2 separate regions of the Homo sapiens genome follow, and region 2 is linked to region 1. Evidence: chromatin loops called from intact Hi-C (ENCODE). Cell type or tissue: K562. All regions are shown on one strand. Links, peaks and the distances in the headings refer to the core of each region. The heading gives the core; the rest is flanking DNA. Region 1 overlaps LINC00954 (long intergenic non-protein coding RNA 954). Region 2 holds the start of RDH14 (retinol dehydrogenase 14).

The links. Hi-C counts contacts between places; a loop is a spot of excess contacts. Peaks named below come from ENCODE experiments on the same cell type or tissue, not always from the same donor. Only the 100,000 strongest peaks of a DNase experiment are listed, where the experiment ranks them.
Region 2: it touches region 1 in a loop (2.6-fold over the local background); 2 of 110 quality-filtered maps call a loop at or near these places.

What each region holds. Positions count from the first base shown.
Region 1 is chr2:19,881,272-19,890,306 of GRCh38, reverse strand. LINC00954 (long intergenic non-protein coding RNA 954) reads right to left here. Exons shown (of 10, transcript NR_033875.1): 8 at 7,572-7,692; 9 at 6,659-6,749; 10 at 5,260-6,157. Among named protein-coding and RNA genes, the nearest start is that of TTC32, 16 kb to the left of the region's middle. In K562, for the core only: no CTCF peak of the experiment used is centred there; no DNase peak of the experiment used is centred there.
Region 2 is chr2:18,555,537-18,564,571 of GRCh38, reverse strand. It overlaps NT5C1B-RDH14 (NT5C1B-RDH14 readthrough), which reads left to right. Exons shown (of 11, transcript NM_001199104.2): 10 at 453-727; 11 at 8,764-9,035. The coding sequence ends at 8,788. RDH14 (retinol dehydrogenase 14) reads left to right here and starts at 3,919. Exons shown (of 2, transcript NM_020905.4): 1 at 3,919-4,392; 2 at 8,764-9,035. The coding sequence starts at 4,000. NT5C1B (5'-nucleotidase, cytosolic IB) reads left to right here. Exons shown (of 9, transcript NM_033253.4): 9 at 453-1,701. The coding sequence ends at 776. LOC105373456 (a long non-coding RNA gene) reads right to left here and starts at 4,396. Exons shown (of 6, transcript XR_007086234.1): 1 at 3,881-4,396; 2 at 546-751. RefSeq lists enhancers at 3,510-3,729, 3,740-3,789, 3,850-3,899, 4,710-4,759 and a silencer at 3,990-4,499. In K562, for the core only: no CTCF peak of the experiment used is centred there; DNase peaks (open chromatin) are centred at 3,821 and 4,431; H3K4me3 peaks cover 1,950 bases.

The DNA of each region.
Region 1 (9,035 bases), core at 509-8,508:
TCAGCACCACGGCCTGGCATGCAGAAGGGCCTTACATGTGTTGAATGGATAAGTGAATTCATTATCATAATCTGCTCAGTAACTTGCTATTTAGAGCTTACAGATTCATCACTGGCTAATAGGTATGGGGTGGATAAGTGTTTGAGCCCTTCTCAGCTGACCTTGAGAATAGGGCCTGATTTATAGTTCAGCATCGATTTTATTTAAAACAGGTCACTATTCTAGTTTAGAGGAAAAAGCCCCTCTAAAAGACAAGGTCAAATTCAGCAGGTAATATAATGTTATAAACTATAAAGTTACCTGTTAGGAGTTGAATTGGGCCCCCCAAAAAGATATGTTGGAGTTTTAACTACCAGTACCTCAGAATGTGACCTTATTTGGGAATAAAGTTATGACAGATCTAATTAGTTAAGAAGATGCAGGTGGAGTAGGGTGGGTCCTTACAGATACCTTGTGTGACTGATGTCCTTACAAGGAAAAGGAAATTTGGACACAGACACTGGGGAGAACGGCTTGTGAAGACAGAGGTGGAGACTGGAGTGGTTCTGCCACAAGCCAAGGAACACCCAGGGATACCCGAAACTGGAAAAAGCAAGGAAGGGTTTCCAGCTCCCCAGGGGTGAGGTCCATGCCCTAGAGGCTTCAGAGGGAGCATGCCCTTGCCAACACCTTGATTTTGGACTCCCCAGTCTCCAGGACTGTGAGAAAATAAATTTCTGTTGTTATAAGCCACTCAGTTTGTAGTGCCTCGTTACAGCACTGCTGGGAAACCCAATAAATAGTAGTTTCATTTTCAAATGACAGGCCTTTTGCACATGAGCTCGCATGTTTCTGCACCTACACATGCAGCTCTATTGAAGAAAAGGTGAGCCTTTTGTTAGAACAAACCTGAAAACGGAAGACTTCCAAGGTTGGGGGGTGGGTGTGGGAAAGAAGGGGCTATTACTCCTTTATCTGATCATGACCCTCACTGGATCAGGAGAGGAACCCATGACTGAGCACCATATAGAACATGCTGGTTGCCCTGGCTGCCTGCTGAGAAATCCATAACCACCCCCGTGTGGCTTCGAGACATTCAACTCTCGGAGAACTGAGGTTTCTCTGACTTGAGATTGGAAAGGAAAAGTGGGAGTCACTTCATGCTGCCAAACAACAAACCATTGCTAACAAGCCAGGTGAAAAAATAACCCAGTTGGCTGAGCAGGCAGGATTGGGAGCTGTCAGTCTGGGACTCACAGAACAATAATTATTTCCATTATGAAGACTGGCTGCCAGTAGACTTACTGGAACTGCACCAGCTTCTTGCTTGGGGAGGGTGGTGTGGAGGCAGATGGAGCAAGGCGCCTGCATGCAGGGCCCCAAGCCTCGGTGTGTCACTCATCTGTGACAATGGCCAGTGCCCACTCCTCTACCCTTGCTATTCTCAATCCCACCGCCCTGTCTGTGTTCAAATTTCTCTCCCAGAATACAGCCTTTTCATTTATTTAAATCCTGCTCATTCTTCTGGGACCAGCCCAAGTCCCAGTAACTACCATTAAACCTTCCCTGCCAATATCAACCCAAACTCATCTCATTCTCTAACTTCCATCACACTCTGGTCTAGATGGAGCACCCTTGCTACTGAATGGGGACCACAGACCGGCAGCATTGGCATCACCTGGGAGCTTGTTAGAAATGCAGATCCCTAGCCCTGTACCAGACCTGCTGAATCAGAGCTCACACTTTACCCAGGCCCCCAGGCGGTTCATACGCACACTAAAGTATGGGGAGCACTGTCTGTAGTACTGGTTCTCAGCACATGGTCTATGGACCAGCAGCACCTAGGACCATGTTAGAAATGCAAAATATCAGCCCTACCCCAAGCCAAGTGAATCTAGCTCCCTGGGGGTAGGGTCTAGCCATCTGTGTTTTAACAAGGCCCCTGGGGAGTCTGAGGCACACTCAAGTTTAAGAACTACTTCCAGTTCATCTGGCCCAGCATCTAATTCCAGGGTGCTTTTCCATTTCCTGTGTTCCTCTCCCTCTTCAAGATGTGGACCCTGAAGGCAGGAGCCATGTTGGTTGTCTGTCTGGCACTCAGACCAGTTTCAACAGGGTGATTGACGTCCCAGGGCAACTGATCTGTTTTCCTTACCCCTCCCTGCCCTATACAAGCACAAGGGAGTCTGGGGAGAAGGACAGTGGAGGAAAGGGCCGATGGAAGATGACCTTCTTGTTTTCCCGAGTCAAGGGTTTGAGGTTTTTGTGGGAGGTTGGGGTGCATTATGCTGCTTCTCTCAAATTGGAGACCATTGTTACCATGTAATTTTATGTTGTGGCCTGACTTGATCCAGAATTCTGTCTCCAATAGTTTTACGTGGGTTTTCTCCCTGGAAAAAGTTATTACGATTGAGCAAATAAAGCAATGTTGGCTAACTGTTCCCTTTTCTGGATCGACATGTCCTTCATCTGGGTAAGTGGCAGTGGCCAGCTCCTCTGGCTTGCAGGACCAGCAAGGAAGATTTTCAGACGTGACTAATGTATAGGCTCCTTGGACTTCCTACTCATGAACTCTCATAAAATGTGCTTTGTTCCATCATTGTCAATTAACACAGCAGCGAGCAGTGCTGGGCTGGGGAGCAGCCGGGCCTCGCCTTTAGTGCACTTCCTCCTTGGCTGGCTGTGAGCTTTCAGATAGCCAGACATAATTCCTTTTGAGCTGCTTAATGGACACATAATTTTAATCAGTCATAGGACACTTGAGCGGGAAGGAACTGGAGAAATCATCTACTCCTTTATTTTACAGGTAAAGGTTCCGGCTTAAAGGTTATGCAGTTGGTTAACAGAATTATGACCAGATCTAGCCCTTCCGGTTCTCAGTTTAATAATAGTGACTTCCAGTTAGTGAAGCATGCCCCGGTGTACACTTATTTTCATTAATCCTGATGGCAAACCTTAGACCTATCTCAAGATTCAATTTTGTGCCTAGGACCATCCTCCCGGATTGCAGTCCCATGGGCCCAGCCCTGTGATGTAATATGCAAAGGCTCAGAAACCTAATTTGGAGAAGAACGTTATGGGCACTGAAGACGTCCTGCAGTAGACAGGACACCCCAAGGCACTGCTAAGTTGTGGGTGCATGTCTCCAGCTGGAGCTGTGGGAATGAAAGCTGGCATAAAGAATGTTGGGATGAGGGACATAGACCTAATCACATTTCCATCTACTCAAATGCTGCTTATAATCTGACTTACAATCATGGGAAGGAGAATGGTGATTCCACATAAAACCTCAGGTACTGAGGACAGCAACCTACCTGGAATAGGGGCGGGGAAACGGGAGAACCTTCCAGCAAGACAAATGTCTGCCATTTCCATGTGTCCTCATGAAAGCCTCATGACATTCTTTCAAGACTGACATTATTTCTATTTTACTAAAGGGACAATCAGAGAGTTATGTTAGACTGGAGTCAAAGCTAGAAGGTCCCAGATTCTTTTCCTTAAACCTAAGCTCCCTCTAGGGTGACCAACTTGCCCCATTTTGCCCAGGGCTCAGTTTTGAAGCCCCTCCGCTCAGGGCAAGCCTCGCTCCTCCCTCTTCTTGCCCTGGAGGGAACAGGAGTTCTTGATAGGCGCCGTCCTGGCCTCGCAGGGCCTGAGTTCAGCCTATTTTGCTCAGCCGATTGGCGCCTGGCACCAGGGCAGGGCAGGCTGCTTGGTTGGGGTGGAGGGGGGATGTGGCCCACAGCCCCGGGCAGGCTGCTGCTCTGCCAGCTGCTGTCACACCCCATTTTACTGTGGAACGCTGGTCACCAACAGGAGAGTGTCGCCTGCCTGGTTCTACTTTAATTCACGCCCACAAGAAGTGGAATATGAGGGAGAAGACAGGAAGACAAGTGACTCAGCCGTCAGAGAAGCCAATCCCCGCTGTTTCTGCCTTGGGCCAAATTTAGGTGCGAGGGTCAAAAACTTACTCAGAATTAGCTGAAGTCAAAAGGGACATTAAGGATACGAGTCTCATGGAAACAGGAATGAGTTTCACGTCCCAGGCATTGGCAGAATGTGGAGGGGACAGCTCGCCCACCAGTCCTCCCCAGCCCAGCCTCCCTGGTGTCCTGAGAGGCCCAGTAACCAGCACTGGGTTTTGAACCAAACGGTAATGCAGACAGGCAGATCCAGAGGGGATGTTGGGCTTCTCTGGGAATAGGACTGGGTTGCAGGATGCAGCTTAGAGGGGACACTCCGACAACAGAGCCTCAGAATTCGGAAATGGTCCTGGATGTGGCAGGCAGTGCCATGGGGGTAGGGGAGGGTGTGGGCGGCGGCTGCTGCCGCCCAGGTAGGGTTATGGTAAGAAGGAGACAAGAGCTGCACAGACTCTGAAAGCAGGCACCCCCAGGAGAGTGAGGGGAGAGAGGAAGGGGCTGAGCTATGCAGCTTGTTTTTTTTTTTTTAACCCACACCATCCCCTCCCCCTAGCATCAGGGAAGTCACCGTGTCCCAGGGTGGGGCAGAGAGAAAAGAGAGAGGGAAGAGGCAGAGAGATGGTAGGAATGTCATAGCTAGTAGAAGTCCACCCCCATGGCAGGAGATAGGAGTTGGGGGAACAAGCATTTCTCCTCCTTCCCCCTGTAGTTCTTGGCCCGGGACTCCAGCTGTCATAGCCTTGATTCCTGGCTGACACCTGCACTACTGTGTGTTATGCCCTTGGCTTCTCCTGCTTATAGAGCTCTGACCTGCCCAGGTGGCTCCAGATTGCAACTTCCTTACCAAGGCCTCTCACTCCCCTCAGAGGTGTTTCCTCTTCTCTGTACAGTCACATCCATCAGATTGTACCAAGGGCCTTTTGCTTTTTAAAGCAGTTCAGGTTCTAGTCCAATGAGGACATGCAAATTCTATCTTATTAGGAGTCCCTTAAGGGCCTCTTTTCTGTTCTTTTGATGTTCTTGGTATTTCTAAAATCCTGATAATGAACTGGGGCCTGAGGTCCTCAATGGGGAGAAGCCAGCATATTGAAGCCTTTATGGCCCAGCAGGAGTCCCGGCTGGGACTTGGATACCTGGCTGTCTTCATCACCAAGGCCAATGGGTACACCCCCCACTTCCCAGCCCTTACAGCTAACCAGTACCTGATGCTCAGCTAGGTTAGCAAGAGGGACCACCCGCTTTAACAGCGAGAAACATTGCCCTTCTGAGACGGCTATGTAGGCCAGGAAAGAGTGTGGGCTGAGTTGAGATCTCAGTCCATTACAGCATGATCTGGAAAGGAGGCAGACTCTGTAACTGGGCTCTAGGGAACCATTCTTACCACCCTCCTCAGAGGCTGCTTCAGGGTCTGGCCAGGAAGGGCCCCAAACAAGAGGCCTACATCTAAGGCAGTCAGTGTACACAGTGGGGAAGAGAGTCATGCCAGAGAATCTCTAAGTCAGACTGTGTTTTGTGGACTCCCAGCGTGGAGCATTTACCCAGGGGGTGGAGATGGTCACAAAGATGTCACTGGAAGACTCATGTGGAGAAGTGGGACAAGCTGGGCTTGACAAGTAGGACAAGTCATAAAAAAGTGTAGGGAGGCTGCAGGCAGACGTGTTCCAAGTGCTCATCGAGAGCTCAGAACTCTGGGCAGCACTTAGGGCTATGGCGGTACCAGGGCAGTTTTCTCCTCCACTAAATGCCTCTAGGATGCAATAACCATTCTTGCTGCTAGCCTTCTTCCTTGCTAGTAATATGTCCGCTGGTACTTGAGAAGCCAGGCAACATGGCTTAAGCCAGGCATCTCATTTCACTAAAATTCCAACAGGCTTCAAGGGCCTCTGCAGCGGAGTGCCAGGAGTTGTCCCTTGCTTTAGGAGAGGCAAGATCAGTGAGATAGAACACTTCCAACAGAACAGTGGGGCTGACAAGTGCTGGGTTAAATGTGCTTATTACACTGGGAAGCTGTTGTCACGTGTCATTCATGGAATGATGTACAGGTCATCTTGGACAGGACCAGCACAGTGGCCACCACCGTGACCAGGAAGCAAGATGGCCAGCCAGGGCCACAGCCAGGACCTTCAGGCACTGTTCTTTGAGGAGGAGGAACGCAGAGTTTCAAGGGCGGCAGGGGCTCGCATGACATGCTTTCCACAGTTCCCACTCAGATCTTGATCTTCTTTTGGCTTGTGGGCATATAAGTCCTGGAGTCACTGGAACCAGAGCCAGATGGTCAAGTGCTCTCTTCTGGCCTGAGTTCAAGGTGTGTATGGGGTGAGGGACTCACTGAGGCAGGAGGACTAAGATCTATGTTCATATGACCTCTATTCTAGGACTGTCTCCTAGAAGGGTAATCAGACTTGTTAAATGTTTCATAAAATGCCTGAAAATTATCGTAGCCAGACACTAGGCAAGTGTGATGGGCAAGAGCCAGGGGTTTTTGGCCAAAGAGCTCTTAGAGCTCACTCAGCTCTGGAGGAAAGGCCTCTTCAAGAGTTCCTCAGGCTGAGATGTAGGCATGACATGCAGAGTGCTTGCTGTTCAGGGACTTCTGCAGGAGGGTGCCATCTGGTCAGGACTTGAGGCAGCTTTCAGAAGGGTGAGTTTGTTTGGAGGGATGGAGGGGGAAAGTGCAGAGAACTTTATGGGCAGGACCTTTGGGGCAGAACTTCTCAGTGTTGCTACTGGACACGTGGCTAGGGGCCTGCTCTTACCTCCTTCTCTCTCCTCTGGATAGTACTGGCCACCACAATGCCCGTCAGGGTCCAAGTGTAGGCAGGATTGGGTCAGGTGGTACAGATACACCTGAGAATGGAAGTGGGTGAATAGCAGAAGACTGAGCATTACAGCAGGACAAACCTTAAGGAGCCAAGGATCTGGAAGCTTCCACAGCATCTCGAGCTCGGTGTGGGCAGAGGCCATTCTGTTCTAGCAGGAACAGAAGTTCCTGTCTCAGGGCCTTGGGAAACCAAGAGTGACCCAACAACAATTCCTTCCCACCCACACTTTTTCCTAAGACAAAAGCCTTATGGGACCTCTTCCCAACTGGCTTTAGTAAGAGGGCAGGCTTTCTTCAAGGAGACAAGAGGAGGAGAGGAGGAGTTAAAGTGTGAGAATGGGATGGGGAAGATAATGAGCTTCCTCCTGCATCTAGGCATGAAATGGGATTATTCTGAGGGTGTTGATCAGGAATGAGTCAGTTTCGTTTCCTCTTAGGAAGTCTACTTATTGAATGCTTTATCAATACTTCTAAAGTCTTCAGTGACTTTAACGTTAATGCTCCATTTTGCAGAAGGTGGTAAGGTTCAAAAAGGAGACATGACCTGTTTAGGTCACAGAGTCAACAACTGTCTAAGCAGAGGATCAGCTAGGGTCCCACTCATGCTAGGCTGCCCTGTCCCCACCCTCCATGCTTAATCTGGTTACCAGTTGCCATCTGTCAGACTTGACTTCTAAACGTTGATGCCAAGTCACCAAGCAGGACATGTCATCCAGATCTCTTTATAAAAGCCTAGGAAGTACTTGGGACCTGGGGCTCCCAGGGACTTTGCTCAGTGTCCCCATACTGGCCATATAAACAGGAATCTAGGTTCCTATTTAGCCCTTTCTGGTTCTCTGAGATCTCACCTCTTTGAATCTGGGTGCCACAAACTTCACCAGCTTCTTGACCAATGAGGGGTATTGGACCTTCTCACCCTGGGAGACAGGGTAAAAGTCTACCTCTAGCAGGTTATTCTCTTTTTTGCAGCTGTCAGGAAGAATTTGGAGACAAACAAGGAGTGAGGCACTCTGGAGAAACCTTGTGTCCATTCCAGTAGTTATCTGAGGACTGGTGAGGACTGGCTGACCCTTTCTTATACATGAGGAAGTATGAGTAGGACTGGGGCGGGGGCTTGAGGCTGTTAGAAGTCAGGGGAAGTTCCTAACTGAGAAGCTGCACAGAAGTGATGGAAGTCTCATTTGGTAGACTCAGATCTATTGGGAGATTTGGTCCTGTATTAGTCCCTTCTCACACTGCTATAAAGAAATACCCGAGACTGGGTAATTTATAAAGGAAAGAAGTTTAATGGACTCACAGTTCTGCATGGCTGTGGAGGCCTCAGGGAACTTACAATCATGGCAGAAGGCAAAGGAGAAGCAGGCACCTCCTTCACAGGGTGGCAGGATGGAGTGAGTGCAAGCAGGGGACATGTCAGACACTTATAAAACCATCAGATCTCGTGAGAGTCACTATCATGAGAACAGCTCCGGGGAAACTGCCCCCATACCTCCACCCTTGGTCCTGCCCTTGACAAGTGGGGATTGTGGGGATAATTCAAGATGAGATTTTGGGTGGGGACACAGCCTAACCATATCAGGTCCTCACTTTGGGGATCTTGCTTTAGCATGTAAGATATTCTTACAGAATCTTGGGCTATATCTGGTAGGACTGGGGTTCTGGTTCTGCCCTCTCAGCTGCTAGCTGAGGATATGTACCTATTTATTATGTTCCACTGGGGGCTGCCATCAAATTCTGGTGACTCTGACACCCAACACTTGTCCAGGAGTAATTCTGCTGAGGCATCTGCAAAGCTCATCAGTTCTACCTCAAAGAGTGTTGACTATGGCTGATTCACAATGGCCATCTCCCCATGGTGAAACTCAATGAACGACTCATCTTAAGAGAGGAAGGGCTTGGTGAACTCATGGACAACTTTCTTCTTCTGCCCTTTGTCCCCCAAAGTATACTCCAGAACACCCTTACCTTGAGCTACTCTTGCCTGGATCTCCAGTGTCTGTCTGCTCTCTCTGAGGCCCTGCTGAATGAGAGAATGTCAAGCTGAGGGCACCCAGGCAGAAATACTCAAAGTTCTCCCTCTGTTCCCCAGCCACTCCTTGACCTCGGACCTGGGACTGCCATACCACCATGCCATCTCCTGGTGGCAGGACAGCTTTCTTCTTCCACCTGTCCTTGTGCCTGTCCTCTTGGGCCAATGTTTCTTTAACTGAGTAGTAGCAGAGCAGCATCAGCCTAGGACAAGCATGGAGGCAAGAGCAGGCTCACTGGTTTGTAGAACTGCAGAGCAAGAAAGGACTTGAAGGAACTCTGGT
Region 2 (9,035 bases), core at 242-8,241, 1.3 Mb after region 1:
GCCAAACAGCATTAAACTAGACAAAAGCATATACTTCATAAAGTTAAAATGCACAATTCACAAAAAGCAAATTAAAAGAGTAGTGCTTTGGTAACTAATTAGAGTTTATTTAGAGTGACCCTCTATTCCAGCTTACCATGGATAGTTTATGTCTGTTGTCCTGGCTTAAGTATTTATTGAACATTCTTTCATACCTAAAGTATATAGGTTTACATGTTAAATAATATGGTCATTTTAGGCACATTCCAGGAATGCAAGGATGGTTCTATATCAGAAAACATATTCACATAAATTCCTATCAAGTTTTAGCATTTTGCCATCAGCTTCATAACACTGCATGTCATGCTGTATTATATCCTTTGTATTGTATCGTATCATATAGGTCTCTGCTTTTTAGCATTCACTTTCTTTGGCTCACTGTATCACAGCTGTGATATATGTTCCTTTTACAGGGTCCCCTAAAAGGCTTTCTGGAAGATTTAGGCAGACTGCAAAAGAAGTTCTATGCCAAAAATGAACGGTTACTTTGTCCTATCAGGACCTACCTGGTTACAGCTAGGAGTGCAGCCAGTTCAGGCGCCCGTGTGCTGAAGACCCTTCGACGCTGGGGTCTAGAGATAGACGAAGCTCTTTTCCTTGCTGGAGCCCCCAAAAGTCCCATCTTGGTGAAGATCCGGCCCCACATCTTCTTTGATGACCACATGTTCCACATTGAAGGGGCACAGAGGTTAGGTTCCATCGCAGCTTATGGCTTTAATAAAAAATTCAGTAGTTAGGGGCAGGGAGGAGAAATAAAGTGGTGATAGTCTGGTGTTACAGAAGCCACTTCTTTTGGCTCTCTAGGATAATTAGATAGGTATTTCAGAAAATTGGACCTTAAAACTTTGCTTCTTTGGAAAGGTTTTCTCCTGATTTTTTGGAAAACCTTTTGAACCCTCAAGTTACCATCAAACTACTTCTCTTTGAACTACCAATACTGTTGAATGCCATTACACCTATCTCTGTGTAAGTCATAATGATGACTCTTTAGGATAAGTTTAGAACTTGAATATTTGCATGCTTAAGGCACTGTTTTAGAAGCTTACTTAGTTTTATAAACACTGCTCATTTTTGGATGTTTGTAGATAACAATGAATTGTTACCCATCAGCATTGTAGAATAGTGTCTTCAAAGGTAGAAGGAGTATGGTTAAGCACACTCTTGAAAACTGGAGCTTTGTATTCTGTGACTGCTATGGCTAGCTTTGTAACCAAAGCAAAATGAGAATTTCACTCTACCTGCATGAGTATAACAATTTTGATACTGCTCATTTAGAAATAAATCATCTGGTTGTTCCTCCAGGGTACTTTCTAAGATAAGCCTTAAACAGAAACCCCTAAGAAAGGTTCTCTGAAAATTATTTGGTGGGTTAAATGCCTCTGATCCACAGAGTTTCATATTTGAAGTCTCCGGCTTTGGGCCTGGCAGGCTGGCACATCCATATTTGTATGGAAAAAAAAAAAAAAGACCCTACGCTACCACTTCAAAAAGTGACATGAAGTGTAGTATCCTGGCCCTTCATTGTCATTCTCTCATGATTTTTGTTTTGTTTTCAACAAAAATTGGTTGGTCATTAAATATATCATATGTTAGGCACAGTGACCTGGTTATTTTCACATGTTACTTCATTTTCTTATCAAATTAAATGTTTGTGACATAGTATTATTATTACCTTCCTTTTTATCAATGAGGAGCCTAAGATTCAAAAAGATTAGACAGCTTGTTTAAGGATATGGAGCTAATAAGTGTTAAGACTAATTAGATTCAAATTCAAATCTTACTTCATAAGTTATAATGAGGTCTCTTTCCTCCCTTCCAAATAGAGTTATTAATTTCATGGCCTTTGGACCCATCTGGTACAGATTAATCATTTCATTAAGTTCCATGCATAAACTACACAGCAGTTACACTGCAGGTCTAAGGATTCCTCCCTCCTCTTTTCCTCCTACCCTCTCCTGCTCTCTCTACCTCCACCTTCATCTCTACTCCACCTGTACATATGTATTCCACCCCTGGCTCTAGATGAGAGAAGACCACAGCTGAAACACATCTTCTGATGCTCCCTAATTTTATGTAAACCAGTCCAAAATATATCAGTTGTGACATGTGACACTGAGTACCTACCATTTTGTAGGTGTCCTCCCATGCAAAGACCACAAGAGGTACGCAGACACAATCCTATCCTCTAGGAAACTTGAAACCTTAACAATCTGGTCAAGGAAGTCAAATGTGCAAACTCAAACAGCCAATACTAGAAGGCTGTTTGTCTTCAGTGCCAGTGAGGGTCACACATGACCCTGAGGGTCACACATGAAGGGAGCAGAGATCTTTATAGGCTGGAAGTGGTCAGGAAAGAAAGACTTGAGGTAGCCTGTGATTTTGATGGATGGGCAAGATGTGGATGGGTAGAAAGGACAATAAAGTGGAAACATATGCTGGGGGATCAATGAGTTTGAGTAGCAGCTTCAAATTGGGGATAGGGTGGTGTAGGACCACCTCTCATGATTCCTGTTCCTGGTGCCTTGTATAATCCCCAGTAAGAGTGCTCTTTCCCACCTCTGAGCTCCATTCTCATTACTCATAAGAAACCTCCTGGAATCCATCCCTTTTTCTTTGTATTCTGACTATTAGTTGCATGTTACATCCTTCCCAAATGTAAGGGAGTGGAAGATGGATTATCACAATTATTGGGGAGTTTGTCTCAAACGACACAAGCTGTGGTTCTTTTTCCTTGTCTGGAGAACCTGCAATGGGTGGAGGGTGGGAAGTGGGAGATCACAGTTCCAGAAAGTAAGCACCCTGAGAGCAGAAATGGTGTCCCATTTCTCTGTGGCTCTAACAGGGAACAGGCAGGGCCAGGCACATATTGGATGGAGAGGCAGACGAACGAATGAGTCTTTAAAAGTAGCTTGGTCTACAGCTATGAAGTTTGTAGCTTGAAGAAGGGTCCCTGTGACACTAACCCTGATATTAATGAGGCATTTTACAGTGAGCCAAGCACTTTGCCTTCCATCGTTGTGTGTAATAGTCCTATGGAGAGGGCAGGGAGGCATTTGTAAATGGCCTGCTCAGAAGCCTATATTTACAATAAGTCCAAGCTTTTCCCACTGTACCTCTGCCAGTGTGAAGATCATTTGAAGATGGCTTTCTTTTTTTTAATAGGGACCAATGACATAATGTCTTGTTCAGTGGTTCTCAAAGTGTGGTTCCCAGATCTGCAGCAGCAGCAGCACCTGGAAACTTGTTAAAAGTGCAAATTATCAGGCCCCATCCTGTACCTATTGAATTAGAAACTCTAATACTGGGGCCCTGGTTTTTTGTTTTCGTTTTGTTTCATTCCCCCACCCCGAACCCCCACCCCAAGTCCTCCAGGTGATTCTGATGTGCATTTAAGTTTGAGAACTACTCGACCATTCTATTTCCAACTGATTCATGTTGCTTAATTCTTTGTCTCATCTATGAAAAACAGTCCTACCTCAGACTTCAGCTTGTCAGGGCCCATTCCTCAGAAGGTGAATTGAACTGAATTTACAAGTCCCAAGAGCCCTCAAAGGAAAACACACGAAATGCCCTGAGGAGTGGCATTTGTAACAGGGCCTGTACAGAGATCTGTGATTCAAAGTACTCATCAGACATTCCCATGGGGAAGTCCGCCACTACTCTGGGATTTCAATACGTATGAACCCCAGCACCCTGAACACTGTGCTGGTTGCCCAGCCTCCATCATTAGGCTGGGAGGAGCTTCCACGGAGGGCGCAGGACCCAGGGCGCTGAACTCTCACAACCAATCAGGCGACCCCCCCAGAGGGAAACTACAAGTCCCAGCATGCCCCACGCGCACCGTCAGGGGCCGACCCGCCGCGCCCCAGCGTTCTCCGCGTACAGGTGGTCTCTTGGGTTCCGGTAAGGCGGCGGCTGCGGAACTCCCGTGGAGGGGCCGGTGGGCCCTCGGGCCTGACGATGGCAGTGGCCACTGCGGCGGCAGTACTGGCCGCTCTGGGCGGGGCGCTGTGGCTGGCGGCCCGCCGGTTCGTGGGGCCCAGGGTCCAGCGGCTGCGCAGAGGCGGGGACCCCGGCCTCATGCACGGGAAGACTGTGCTGATCACCGGGGCGAACAGCGGCCTGGGCCGCGCCACGGCCGCCGAGCTACTGCGCCTGGGAGCGCGGGTGATCATGGGCTGCCGGGACCGCGCGCGCGCCGAGGAGGCGGCGGGTCAGCTCCGCCGCGAGCTCCGCCAGGCCGCGGAGTGCGGCCCAGAGCCTGGCGTCAGCGGGGTGGGCGAGCTCATAGTCCGGGAGCTGGACCTCGCCTCGCTGCGCTCGGTGCGCGCCTTCTGCCAGGAAATGCTCCAGGTGTGGGCCTCGGGGGGCCGGGCTGGTGGGGAGGGCCTGGGCACGGTGTGGGAGGGGACTGCGGGCTGGGGCTGAGCCGCGAGGGACCGCCCTGGGGTTCAGGGTGTCACCTTGGGAACCGCTGAGGCTGAGAGGAGTCCAAAAAGCCACTTTGAGGCGGCCGGGAAGCTGCAGGGTTGAGAGGGAAAGAGAAACTAACTGGGAGGGCTGCCTTCTGTCCTCTAAGGATGTCGAAAAAGAAATGGGCCCAAGAGAAAAATAAATAAACCAGTTTCTGAACGTTTCATTTCGTTACGTGAGGACCGCCCCGAAGTAGATCCATGGCCTCTGAATTGTTTTTCCTGTGTCAGAAGTGAATTTGCACCAAGCTGTGTCTTCAGAACCCCTGAGCACTGGGGGAAGTTGCTAGCTAAGGACCTCATATCAGTCCTTTAAAAAAAGTTCTCCTTCCCCCGGCCTCTGCCCCTTTTCTGCTGGGGTAAGGAGCTCGCTGCCACCAGTAAACTCAGCACCATCCTTAACGGGACTGTGGCCTGATTTCCAAGTAGAATACATTTTGGAACCCAGTGGTCATGCTCCATACAGAGACAGGAATAAAAATAACACCCAGCATTATTGAAGATCTGTATGCCAGGAGCTGTGCCAAGCATTTCAGATTTTCCTTTTTGTCTTAAATGAAAATGAAGTGTCCTTGCCTATAACTGTCATTGAAGCTACACAGTAACCCTGTGGAGTAGGCATTATTATCATCCCTGTTTTACAACGCGAGGAAACTGAGGCATAGGAAGGCTAAGAAACTTGCTTGTGGTCTGTCTCCAGAACACTTGCTTTTAACCCTTGTTCTTTCCTCCTGCTGCCTGGCAGTGAGGTGTGAGGATTTCTTTGTGCAAATGGTAAGTAATTCCACATAAGTGGATGTTCTCCGTTGAGATTGAGGTAGAAGAGTTTCTTGCAGGGATAACTGGCATTCAGAGGGCATTTGTTCAGAAGAGTGAAATTTAAAATTAGCTGGGACAAGAAAGGTGCCTATATGACGTAGAGTCTCTTGAGTCTAGAGAAGAGGTTCCCAAATTTTCTCAGTAATTTTTTCATGATGCCCTTAGGCCAGAAATATTTCCCAGTTCATTTATTTAGAAAGTTTATTTTGCCAAGGTTAAGGATGCACCCGTGGCAGAACCTCAGGCGGTCCTGAGGACATGTGCCCAAGGTGGTCGGGGCACAGCTTGGTTTTATACATTTTAGGGAGACATGAGACATCAATCACATATGTAAGGTATACATTGGTTCTCCTGGAAAAGTGGGACAACTCGAAGTGGGGGCTTCCAGGTCATAGGTAGATGGGAGACAAAAGGTTGCATTCTTTTGGGTCTTTGATTAGCCTTTTACTGAATACAATTTACATGTGCAGGAGGGATAGAGGAATAATCACTTATGTCTTAGACTGGCTCAGTGAGTCTGCATTTTCACATAAACAATACGGCAGAGTCAGCAATCAGATAAGCATTTATCTCAGGTGAGCAGAAGGATGACTTTAGAGTTCTGTCTTTTGTTTGGCACTTGTGAAGATGAGCTATCAATTTATGAATACATTGCCAGGGTGAAATTCAACAGAAGTGTTTTAGGGTAAAGATCTTGAGGCCCATGTGGGCAAATTATGAGGGTGATATGTAGCTTCTTTTTCTTTGTAGCTATCTTATTTAGGAATAAAATGGGAGGCAGGTTTGTCTGAGGCAGTTCCCAGCTTGACTTTAACCTTTGACTTAGTGATTTTGGGTTCTGAGATTTATTTTCCTTTGACACAACCTAATAAGTAGTTATGTCCTAACAACTTAGTAGCTATTTGAGAAGATAACATAATTGAAAGAAAAAAATAATATGTTTATTTTGTTCTTAAACAGCCATAACTACTAATGGGAAATGTATCTCTGTTGGTCATTACACCAGTGTCTGAAACCTTGGAATCAGATTGGACACTTCCACCCTCATTTCCTGTTCTAGGTAGATTTTTAGCATTGTTCTTGTTTTTTATTACAGCAACTGCTAACAGCTGCTTAAAAGTCAGCTCCACAAAGAAATAATGTCATTGAAAGGAATATAGCACAATGTAATGTTCAAGCTGTGAACCACCTGGAGCTAGTAGTTTTGAGGTATTGAGCAAATATCACTGTGTTTCCCTCGAAAATTTAAAATATTCCACAACACCCTGAGAGTTTGCTGCAATGCTGTAGGCCACAGTTCGGGAGCTGTTGCAGAACTAGAGAGTTGGTTTTTTGTTTATTGCTAGTATTTAATTATGTGTAACACAGGTTAAGAAATAATACTCATCAGTGAGATTTTGGAAGCATTAAAGATGGATCTTTCTGTTCCTCTTTAAAATATAGATGGGGCTGGGTTTGCTTCTTTGGCACTTGAGGCAGAACTAATTAAAAAGTGAGGACACAAAGAGATAATTAAGTTGTCCTTGCTTCTAAGTAAGTATTTCTGTTCCTGCCTGGCTCTGAAGTTAAGTGACTATAATTAGAAGGAAAAAAAAATGGAAATGTAGATTTCCCACAGGTTGGTATTCTTGGTATTTATTTCATTTATCTCGTAGAATTTAAAAAAATAGTAAATGACAAAATTTTAAAATAACACAAGCCCAGCAAAGAATGCTGGATAACAAATGATTAATTCAGGAAAATCTTCCAAAGGATTTGTGAAAAAGAATACTCCTTTCTTTCCCCCATGAGTGAACTCTTGCCTTCTTTTTGAAGTTGACTATTGGAAAACCCAAAGATGCTTAGACAGGGCAGAATGAGAAATAGTTAATCCTCTGACAGGTGGGCTTCGATAACAGTTGTGAAATGTAACACATTTTTCTTTTCACTTATAGTTGGCAGAAGGGCCAGTGAAATTTGAAAGTTGACCTCATATTAATCATGGGTCATCACAGTGTCTTTACACTTGGAACATGTGCATTTCTTTGTCCATCAAAAGAAACAGAACAACCGAGAAAAGGCTAGAGAAGACCATCTTACATGATTTAAGGAATAAAAAGACTTCCCTATGAGAACAGTCTAAATTTTAGGACTTTAATTTGGAAAGATACAGAAGCATAAGTTCAGAGTATAAAATGTTGACTGTACAGATCTCCTAGAGTCCCCTTTACGCTGGATATTTTTATATTACCTGATTATTTTTTTCTTAATCTTTGATTATTCTTTATGAATCTCGATTTATTCATGATGTTCTCTCCAGTGTTAAGTTTGCATTTCTGACCTTTTCTATTGCTTGTTTCACTTTTAAGGAAATGACTTGAAGTTGTTCCACCCCCATGGTGCCATTTACCCTGAGAGAACTACAGAATAAAGCAACCATAAGTTTGCCCTTGGTGTTGATAACCAGTAGCTCTGGGAATAAACTATGCTTACCTGTTTTCTACAGCATATGGTCTGTCTAGCTTTCATTGCCTCTCTAGCTGTTTTGAAAATCCCAATTAGAAAGCCATGCCAGCTTACTAATTAAGAAAATAGGCCTTGGTGTCAAAGACTTCATCTTCAGATCTGATCTTATTTTGCTACTTAGGAGTTCTGATACTGGGCAAGTCACCTAGCCTGTGAGCTTCATTTGCTTATACAGTTGTTGGAATTAGATGTGGTGACATGCGAAAAGCACAAAGCCTGGCTCCTATCAAGCTTCTGCATCTATTTTTTTTTCTATTTTTCTCTCAATTATTGGAAGCTCATAGAAGCATTTTGGGATAGAATTTTAGTAGTTTGCAAGTATTTTTAAACATTTTATCATAGGTACACTTATAATTTTGATATGATCTCAGTATTAACCTGATAACTCCCAAATTGATATTTTCCTAGTTCAACTGAAATTAAAGGGAGAAATATGGGATTGTAGGAGTGCCTTGTCCTCAAATTGACTGTATTTCTGTTTTGAGAAAGATCTTGGTACTGATCACGTAGTCAACTTTCTAATGCAATGTTAAAGTTTATATATTTGTAAATGTTATTGTTATAAAAGCATAAAACCAGAAATTAAGTCTTAGATTTAGTTTCTACATCTTTTATTGGAAGATGACTGTAGATAAATATCTTTCTGTATATCATTTTAATAAATGAGAAAAAAGAGCTGTTGAATGAAAGATCATGAACATCAGTATTTATCTGAGGAACATCCTGCGGAGGAATCCCTTTCCCCATTTATTAAACACAAAATTGCCAGTGTTTCAAGTAGTTCTCTGATCGATAGACCAACAACTGAAATTAAATGCTTTTAGTCTCAAGTGCCCATTTTTATTAAAATGTAATTATCATGAACAGAAAAAGCAATACAAGGCGTGTGTTCTTAATAATTCTGCCATTCTCTTTTTGACATTTAAAGGAAGAGCCTAGGCTGGATGTCTTGATCAATAACGCAGGGATCTTCCAGTGCCCTTACATGAAGACTGAAGATGGGTTTGAGATGCAGTTCGGAGTGAACCATCTGGGGCACTTTCTACTCACCAATCTTCTCCTTGGACTCCTCAAAAGTTCAGCTCCCAGCAGGATTGTGGTAGTTTCTTCCAAACTTTATAAATACGGAGACATCAATTTTGATGACTTGAACAGTGAACAAAGCTATAATAAAAGCTTTTGTTATAGCCGGAGCAAACT